2 separate regions of the Mus musculus genome follow, and region 2 is linked to region 1. Evidence: chromatin loops called from intact Hi-C (ENCODE). Cell type or tissue: left cerebral cortex. All regions are shown on one strand. Each heading gives the region's core, and the rest is flanking DNA. Links, peaks and the distances in the headings are about the cores only.

The links. Peaks named below come from ENCODE experiments on the same cell type or tissue, not always from the same donor. Only the 100,000 strongest peaks of a DNase experiment are listed, where the experiment ranks them.
Region 2: a loop joins it to region 1, with 2.0 times the contacts of the local background. A loop is called at or near these places in 3 of 42 quality-filtered maps.

What each region holds. Positions count from the first base shown.
Region 1 is chr10:78,298,296-78,302,680 of GRCm38, forward strand. The region is part of intron 2 of Agpat3 (1-acylglycerol-3-phosphate O-acyltransferase 3); the gene reads right to left. Among named protein-coding and RNA genes, the nearest start is that of Gm30122, 36 kb to the left of the region's middle. In left cerebral cortex, for the core only: no CTCF peak of the experiment used is centred there; a DNase peak (open chromatin) is centred at 1,991; H3K27ac peaks cover 1,242 bases.
Region 2 is chr10:78,347,395-78,351,779 of GRCm38, forward strand. Agpat3 (1-acylglycerol-3-phosphate O-acyltransferase 3) reads right to left here and starts at 4,306. Exons shown (of 10, transcript NM_053014.3): 1 at 4,233-4,306. In left cerebral cortex, for the core only: no CTCF peak of the experiment used is centred there; DNase peaks (open chromatin) are centred at 2,717 and 3,977; H3K4me3 peaks cover 1,102 bases; H3K27ac peaks cover 138 bases.

The DNA of each region.
Region 1 (4,385 bases), core at 308-4,307:
CTCAGTCTTCTGACCTGGGAACTCTGCCTGAGTTCACCAAGTACAGGAAGCAGCTGCAGCCGGGTCATACCACCTCACACCAAGCCGCAGTATAGGGTCTTTCCCCATGGTCCCTTCCCTTAGCCCTCTGCAGCCTAACCTGCCTCTCTATACTGGGCAGAGAGACAACAGTCCCTTCCTCTGTGGATTAAGGGCCACAGGCCCAGTCTGGAATTACAGAGCAATAATGGAATGACCCAGTATCCGCTGATGGAGGTGGTGAATACACGCAGCAAGGCAAAACAACACAGAGAAGGAGAGGGGCCCCTAGGCTGTGTCTGATGAGGAGGAGCCAGAGATGAAAGCTAAGCAAGAACTACAGTCCAGAAGATGAAATGACCCTCCATGCTGGCCACTCAGAGACAAGGCTGGAGACTGGGGTGTGCCTGGGCTAACAACTGGTTCTTCCCGAGGAGGTGGAGGTACTTTCTCACCACTGTACCCCAAGTTTAGCTGGTGCTAGCCCTGCAGGTGTGTGTGTGTGTGGGGGGGGATATTTTCCAGTTGTCATACTGAATACGTAGAAACACCTAGAGCTGGGGCCTCCGGATGTCACACAACATGGCTGAGAGCTTCCAGGAAGGCAGGATGGCAGACCAGCTTCAAGAAAGTGTCTTAACACTCAGACTCACAGTCCACCACTCCCCCGGCATGCAGTAGACAGGTCCACACAGGGGCTCATAGCCTTCCCTGTGAGGAACCACCAAGGCCTGGTTCCTTAGCCCTGGGGCTAAGGGGCTGACTGACTCAGGTTTTCCTCAACTCTGGGTCCAGCATGCAACTCAGGCTCAACACTGTAGCCTGCAGCCAAGCCACCTGGCCCTCCAGGTCACAGTGGAACAATAACAACCCACAAGTCTCCTGGAGCTACCAGAACATTTACAAACCTAATTCTGAAAACACCTACCTCACATACCCCTGGAGTCTAAATAATTTCCCTTTTAAAGATTTGATTTTATGAAAAGGGATACACTCACTTTTGCCATCACCCGGAGAATGAAGTGGAGTGACAACAGAGACGGGGGTCACCACAGGCAGGAACTTGGCCCAAGAAAGGCACAATGAAGACCTCTGGGGACTGGGACCGAGTGTTGAAGGCACAGTCACAGTGTCCCATGACAGGTCAGCCACTGTAGCTATAATACACCATCTCCTGGGACATGCAGCTGCCAAACCATAGCTGCAGACTCCGCACTGGTTGTCTGAGAAAGACTTTTGTACACCAAGTGACTACATTATAAGGCACAGGTGTCCCCTCCCCTGGAAGACATTAATTATCCATTCTTAAGGTAACCCTGGCTTCAGAGCAATAGGGTTTGGGGCACTGTTTTGCTTTTCATATTTTTTTGGGCACGAAGTAGTTATTTCTACAATTATGAAATATGAAAAAGCTGAAAGACAGTTGGGTGTAGTGGTGTTCACTTTTAATTCCAGCACTTGGAAGGCAGAAGCAGGTGGGTCTCTGTGAGGTCAAGGGCAGCCTGGTCTATGTAGTGAGTTCCAGAACAGCCAGGGCTATGTAGAGAGACCCTGTCTCAAAGACAAAAGTAAATGAAGAAGAAAATAGAAAGACAATATTGAAGCCCACAGCTCAACGCACCATCGGTGGAGAAGAGGATGGGACTTTGTCACTGTGCACGTTTTGTTTTTTCTTTGTGGTGCTGGGGAAGGAATCCAGGACCTTGAATGGTTTCTGCAAAGATGCTGCCTCTGACTGATCTCTACCCCCAGCCTGGAGAACTTCCTAGTGGATCTCTGAGCTACACAGACTGCATATACCTGGCATGGTGAACCAGACCTCATGTGTCCAGGAATAGCAACTAACACCAACTTTTGTCGTCCCGGTGGTTTGTCTCTAGATACAACTGCTCTTTCTACTGAAGCCAGCACTTCCCCAGCAAGACTCTGTGTGTGGCATGTCACCCACCCCCACACACAGACAGAAATTTCTGTGAACCAGCATTCCCAAGAAAAAAAGAAGATGAGCCACACCAATGACTCACAAGGCAGCCCGATACATCAAAGCTGTTTCATTATTTCTTACATTTCTGTGACTGTAGAGAGACGGAATCTTACAGGTGCAGAACTAAATCATCCTGAGCTATCTTCAGCCCTCTTAAGAGATATTCATAGCCCACCTCTGTGTTTGATGTAATATTTTTATGATTGAGGCCAATCCTTTTGGAATGTACTGAGTCCCCTAATTCCCACCAATTGAGGGTTACGAATGCCATCTGACAGCATCTGAAGCCTACGTCAGAGGCTTCCCCATTTTGCTTAACAACCTACCAGATGTTTCCACCAAGGTATTTTGATACTACCTTAATGTATGACTTCTTTGTTCTGTTATAAAAATTTCATATAGCTGTTACTACACTGCGATATGGTGGGGTATTTGGGGGTACCCTGAATCTGTGTGCCTGGGCTTTGGTCACTGGTATTTGGCTCCAGAATAAACTCTTATTTCCTTGAGTTACAAGTTGTGTTGCTCATGGGCAGTTCTGGGCACCTAAATGTGGGGCCTGAGGATGCTTCACAGTCACTGGAGGAGTAAGATGGATCAGAGCAGGGTTCTAGCCCGAGTCCTGCTGGGCTGCCCAGGAGGCTTCCTTGTTCATGCTGATGAGCTTTCTGGAGTGGAGAGCTCCCTAGGCTGGCTGGCTGGGCCGCTGGCTTATTCTGATCTAGTTATTAGATTTAGTACAAAGTCAAGAGAAGAGAGGAAACGTTTCTCCACTAGCATTTCACATGTAAGGCTCCATCTGGCTGAGTAGCCTTACAGTAGTTCTCCCCTCCAGGCTTCATCTCAGTCTTATTCCTTTGGTTCAGGTCCTTCTCATGGCTGAAGATGTAGAGACGCCAGCTTGCTACTCTGTTTCTCTCAGGAGCTCACTCTATGCTGCAGGTGCAGGGATGATTATTTGCCTGTGTGGCTTTATTTAGAGCAAAACCCAACCATCCCTAAAGTTCTTCAAAGTAACTGGCAAAATCTGCAGTCGCTTCACTTTACTTTTATTTTCTTGTTTGTTTGGTTGGTTGGCTGGTTGGTTTTTCGAGACAGGGTTTCTCTGTGTAGCCCTGGCTGTCCTGGAACTCACTCTGTAGACCAGGCTGGCCTCGAACTCAGAAATCCACCTGCCTCTGCCTCCCGAGTGCTGGGATTAAAGGCATGCGCCACCACGCCCAGCCTGTTTGTTTGTTTTATAACAGTCTCACTCTGTAGCTCTGACAGTCCTGGAACTCACTATGTAGGCCAGGCTGACCTCAAACTCACAGAGATCTGCCTGCCTCTGCCTCCCAAATGCTGGGATTAAATGTGTGTGTTACCACACCCAGCTCATTTTACATTTTTATAATTGTGCTAAACTTATTATTCTTAGCATACCTCATATATGACATGTGTATTTAGAATGGCTTTTGTTGTTGTTTTTAGAGAGAGGGTTTCTCTGTGTAGCTCTGGCTGTCTTGGAACTTGCTTGGTAGACCAGGCTGGCCTTAAACTGATAGAGTCCATTAAATGGACAGAGATCCATTTGCCTCTGCCTCCTGAGTGCTAGGATTAAAGACTTGTGCCATCACTACCCAGCTTTAAGATGGTTTTTGACAGCGATTAGCCTTTATAAAACAGTATGTTCAAGGCCCTTCTCTTGGACAAACATAAGATACAACTTAAAAGAAGAAGAAGGAGGAGGAGGAGGAGAACAACCAACAACAACAAAAGAAAAAAAAAAAGTCATTTAAAACTTGCTGGCCTGTTACTTCCTCCACCTTATTCCCCACACCTTGGGTTTTTTGAGACAGGGTTTCTCTGTGTAGTCCTGGCTGTCCTGAATTGGCTCTGTAGACCAGGCTGGCCTCAAACTCAGAGATCCGCCTGCCTCTGCCTCCCAAATGCTGGGATTGAAGGCGTGCGCCACCACTGCCTGGCTTCCAGCGGCAACTTAAAGTTGACAGATGACACTAATGTGCTTCATCACACACAGAGCTTAGGCTTGGCTCCTCTTTCACAGTGGCTTTGGAAAGCTTTAACCCACTGTGCCTCTCAGCCCCTGGGCTTCCTTGAATGTTGGTCTTGGTAACATTTATAGAAAATCTGGCTTATAGAACAAGTATTTTTTATTTTTATTTATTTATTTACTGATACAGTCACTTAAAGCTCTGTGGTTAGATTTTATCCAAATATCTATATGTTCTCCCATTGGCCAAGGGTTTCTCTTGCTAGATAGCTACCCCTTGACAGTGGGGAAGTCTACAAGGACAAGGAGTTATTAGGACTGGGAGATGGCTCAATGGATACTTGCCATGCAAACCTAAACACCTGAGTTTGAGCCCTGAATCTCATATAA
Region 2 (4,385 bases), core at 269-4,268, 49 kb after region 1:
CACTGAGGGTGTGGCTAGGGGATATGGCTGGTAGAATGCTTACCTAGCACGTACTAGTCAATGGGACATGGCCCTCCTGTGCCAGCATCTCCCCCCAAGAAATGTCCAAGCTAGAAAGACAAAGTTATTAAGCTTTAGGCTTCATTTCTGAAGTGGCTGGAACTTTGCCACTCAGGCGTCTGTCATCTGCAGTGATGTGTGGGGCCACATGACCAGGGAGCTCAGAGGTTAGGGAGAAGTCCAGTGCACTCAGCAGGCAGCCTGTGGGACGTGGGCCCTGTGGAGCTCCTAGCTTGAAGCTCTCTGCATGAGCCTGACTAAGCTATCCTCTGCCGAGACTCTCCCTCATCTGGCTTGCCTCCCTCCAGCCCAGCCTCCTTTCCCAGACCTGCTTGGGGCTCACCACTCAGCATCTTCCCCGGGGACCTCTTGCACTCTGAACTTCATTGTGGCACCCATTTCCCACGTAACTCTAGCTGATGCGGTCTTCATTTAATGATCTGCCTAGGCTAATGAACTACTAAGGCAGCTTAGCAGTTAAGAGCGCTTGATGTCCTTATTTAGGACCCAATCTGCCTCTGGCAAAAAAAAAAAAAAAAATCTCCTCAATCTACACCACACTTTTTGAGGGACTCCGACTTTCTGTGTCTCTCTCTAATAAAAGGCAAACTGGTTCACTCAATCGATCCCTCTAATTACACTAGAACAATGACTGAGATCAGAAATCAATCAATGGGAAGCCTGACTGGATCACCTGCACATGACTCTGTGAGAGTGTGTATATATAAAACTGACACGGTGACGGCATTCTCTACAGCAATGAGATACGCAAAGCAGAGGCAGGGGCTGGAGGATGCCACATGGCATGAGGACCCACATAAGGGAGCCCAGTGCAGCAGCTCAGACCTGTAATCCCAGTGCTGGAGAGGCTGCTTAGCAGTTAAAAGTGCTTGCTGCCCTTACAGAGGACGCAAATTCAGTGTCCAGCAGCCACGGGTGACTCACAACCACCTGTGACTCCAGCTCCAAGGCAGAGAGGTCTGGCAACCACTTCTGGCTTGCAGAGGTACTGGACACACAGCGTGCAGGCACATGCACACACACCTGGTCAGTGGGGAAAGAAATCTTTAAAAAATAGGAGGGGGCTGGGGAGGTGGTTAAAAGGTTAAGAGTGGGCACTGGCTGCTCTTCTAGAGGGCCATTCGACTCCCAGCACCCACGTGGTGGCTCACAGTAATCTGTTACTCTGGTTTCAGGAGATCTAGAACCCTCTTCTGGCTTCAGGAGATCTAGAACCCTCTTCTGGCTTCAGGAGATCTAGAACCCTCTTCTGGCTTCAGGAGATCTAGAACCCTCTTCTGGCTTCAGGAGATCTAGAACCCTCTTCTGGCTTCCTCCAATACCAGGACAAGTGTATAGTGTCATCACATACATGCAGGCAAAACACTCACACACCTAAAATAAAAACAAATCTTTCTTTAAAATAATTAAGAATAAAGTGGAGAGCAATGAAGGAAGCCAGCCAATGTTGACCTCTGAACACAAAGCCCCAACCATATGCATACCCACACAGGTACACATGCACACTAAATAAATAAACTTGTTTTTAAAGCAGGGATGAATGTAATATCAGCATATACTATTGAATGCTCCAGTCAGCAAATTGTTAGAGGAAGAGCACCCTTAGCCAGCCAGCAGAGACAGGGAGACAGAGGGCCAGCAGAGACAGGGAGACAGAGAACCAGCAGCAGCTGGGAGAGCCTGTGTCCTGCAACAGCTCTCTACCACACTACTCTACACCCACTGCCACTGTCTTTTATTATAGCTCTCACCTCAACTTCCCAAAAGGAATGGAGACACTGCCCATTAATGATGCATGGTTCCTGGGTCACAGAGGGACCTTTGGGCTCTCTTTGGGCCTTTGGGCCACTGGCACCCTGATCCAATTGAGAGCACCTAGCTTCTTCGGCTTATTATCCTAAGTGATGTGAAGCACTCCAGCCAGGAGGGAGGCTTCTGCCTGTCATAACCTGAAAGACTTAAGTGTGCCTCCACTCACCCCTACTAACATCTAAAACATATCCTGCCTGTGTGTCTCCCATCCACATGTGAGGAAGAGAGGTAGCCATGGCAAGGCACCCAACTAGTCCAGTAGCCAGTCACAGGTACAGCAAGACCCACGTACCTCATCAGCCTGTCTCTCCATCCCTACAACTAAGTACAGATATGCCCAGGTGACAAGTGTACACTGCTGGACTTTGGCTGACAAACAAGATCAGAACATGCCGGACTCTAAACAAAGCAGCAAGACTGTCCAAAGAAGAACCGCTATTGCAACCGCCTGAAACAAAGCATCGTGAGGTTAATACGCTCAAATTAACCCTGCAGTCACTATGAGGTCGTTCTAGGAGTGACCCATTGTCCAGTTACTCACTTTACAAATCAGGGGAAAATCATTTATATGGTCCCAGTGCTCTTCGGTTAATGGATGAGGACAAACCCCCATGGAGTCCGAGTCCCTAAGTAAATGTTTGACAGAACTCAGCCCAGCCCTAGAGCAGCAGAAACTTCTTAATGAGAAGACTAAGCAGCTACGGGGCTCATGTCAGACGAGTCAGCAAGATGCCGCTGGCCTAATGTGGCCGGTCACACCCAGAGACAAGCTGTTCAAACCTCGCCACCCACAGAATGAGATGGGAAACATCACAGAGGTATGCAAAGGCCAAAATGTGGTTCAGAGTCTGTCAGCGTTTGAGAGAAGGGAAAGTAGTGTGGGGTACACACAAGGAATGCAGGGAAAGCAGCCATTGCTCTGGCAAGAGAGAGAGTAGGGGATGCCAAGGGTCCAGCACTGGATCTGAAAAAGCAGTGACACTGCAAAGCCGTCGGAGAAGGGAACACACACAGTTGGTACCAGCTCCATCCTCTGAGAGGCTGGACCAGTTAACCAGCACCAACTTGTTAGGAGTGAGCTTGGATTAACGATGCCATTCTAACTCCTGAAACAACAATAAACTTCCATCTTTGCTCATCCCATACTATACAAAGATCTTACTATGCCCTACCTGCCTCCAAGTGGGCCAGAGACAGATGTATACAGATTTTTACTACCCTGACTGGGCTGGAGGAAATCAGAGTCCCTTTGCTCTTCATTTAAATTCTGGCTGTGGAGATTTGTGACATAATCCAGGACAAGTGGCTAGCCTTGCTCCTCAGACCCCAGTGTGTTTCAGAGTCTGTTAGCACAGAGTCGCAGCTATATGCCCCAGAAAAGAAGTAAACAACTCCTCTACTGCAGTAGATGCTCCTTTTGTAACTTCTGAAGTAGATCAGTTACTTTCTGTTCAGTTTCCCCAGTCCCCTAGAACACACAGGCACTGTCCTTCCCAGGTGCTGGGCCTGTTATCTGGGAGCAGCTTAGGGTGAGACAGAGACCTCCCTTCATTTCCAGCATCCCTCCCATCTTCCTTCCCTAGGAGACACTGTATTTAACCCACTTCCCACCAATTCCACAGGCAACTTCTAAGACCTAGACCTTCTGCCCTGCTGCTGTACAGATAAGAGCAGGTGGGGGCCACACACAAGGCCTCCAGTAGGTCCAGACTGAGTTAGGTCAGACATCCAGCTGACATCCACCTGCTGAACATAGCCATGCTGAGGAGCACATGCCACCAAGACCAAAGAGAGGCTGGCAAAGCCATTGCATGTAACTGCCTTTGGAAACAACGTAATTACAAAGCACAGAGTGTGATACTAGGAATCAATCTTATAGGCTAAATCCTAAAGTTGGAAGGAGTCCTGCTTACCTAATAAGGGGAAGGGACAGTAAGGGAGTGATCAAAGTGCACAGAGACCCCTTTGAAAGGGGCACAGTCCATTTCCCAATGTCATCGAAGCAGAAAGAGCTGCTTCCACTCAGTTCCAACAGCCACCAACCCAGCACCCCCAACCGGCACCCTGTGTCCAATCCCAGAATCCAAGATCTTGGCTCTGGACGAGTCATTCCAATCTGTCTCAAATCCAAGTAGCCTTCTCGTTTCCCAGGAAGAAGAACCCAGTCTCTTAAGTATTCTCTTAGAGAAGACTTTCCACACTGCTTTAAAAAGTTAGGTTTGAAAGGCCATTTCTAAAATCATTTCCCTGTGCCCCTAAACTTCTCTCGAAGTTAAAAAGGAAACCTGAATATATTTTCCACCCAGCTTAAGTGTTCACAATCCTCCTGTCGTAGGTACCTGGGGTCAACTGCTCCGGGGCTCCAGGCCCACCGTGGACAGGTGTTTTCCTCCAGAGGCTCTGGTTACTGAATGACCCCAGCGCCTGAGTGAAACGTGGAAATTCACAGTCGGCCTTTGGTCTCAAACGCCAAAGTCAAGAAAAAAAAAAAA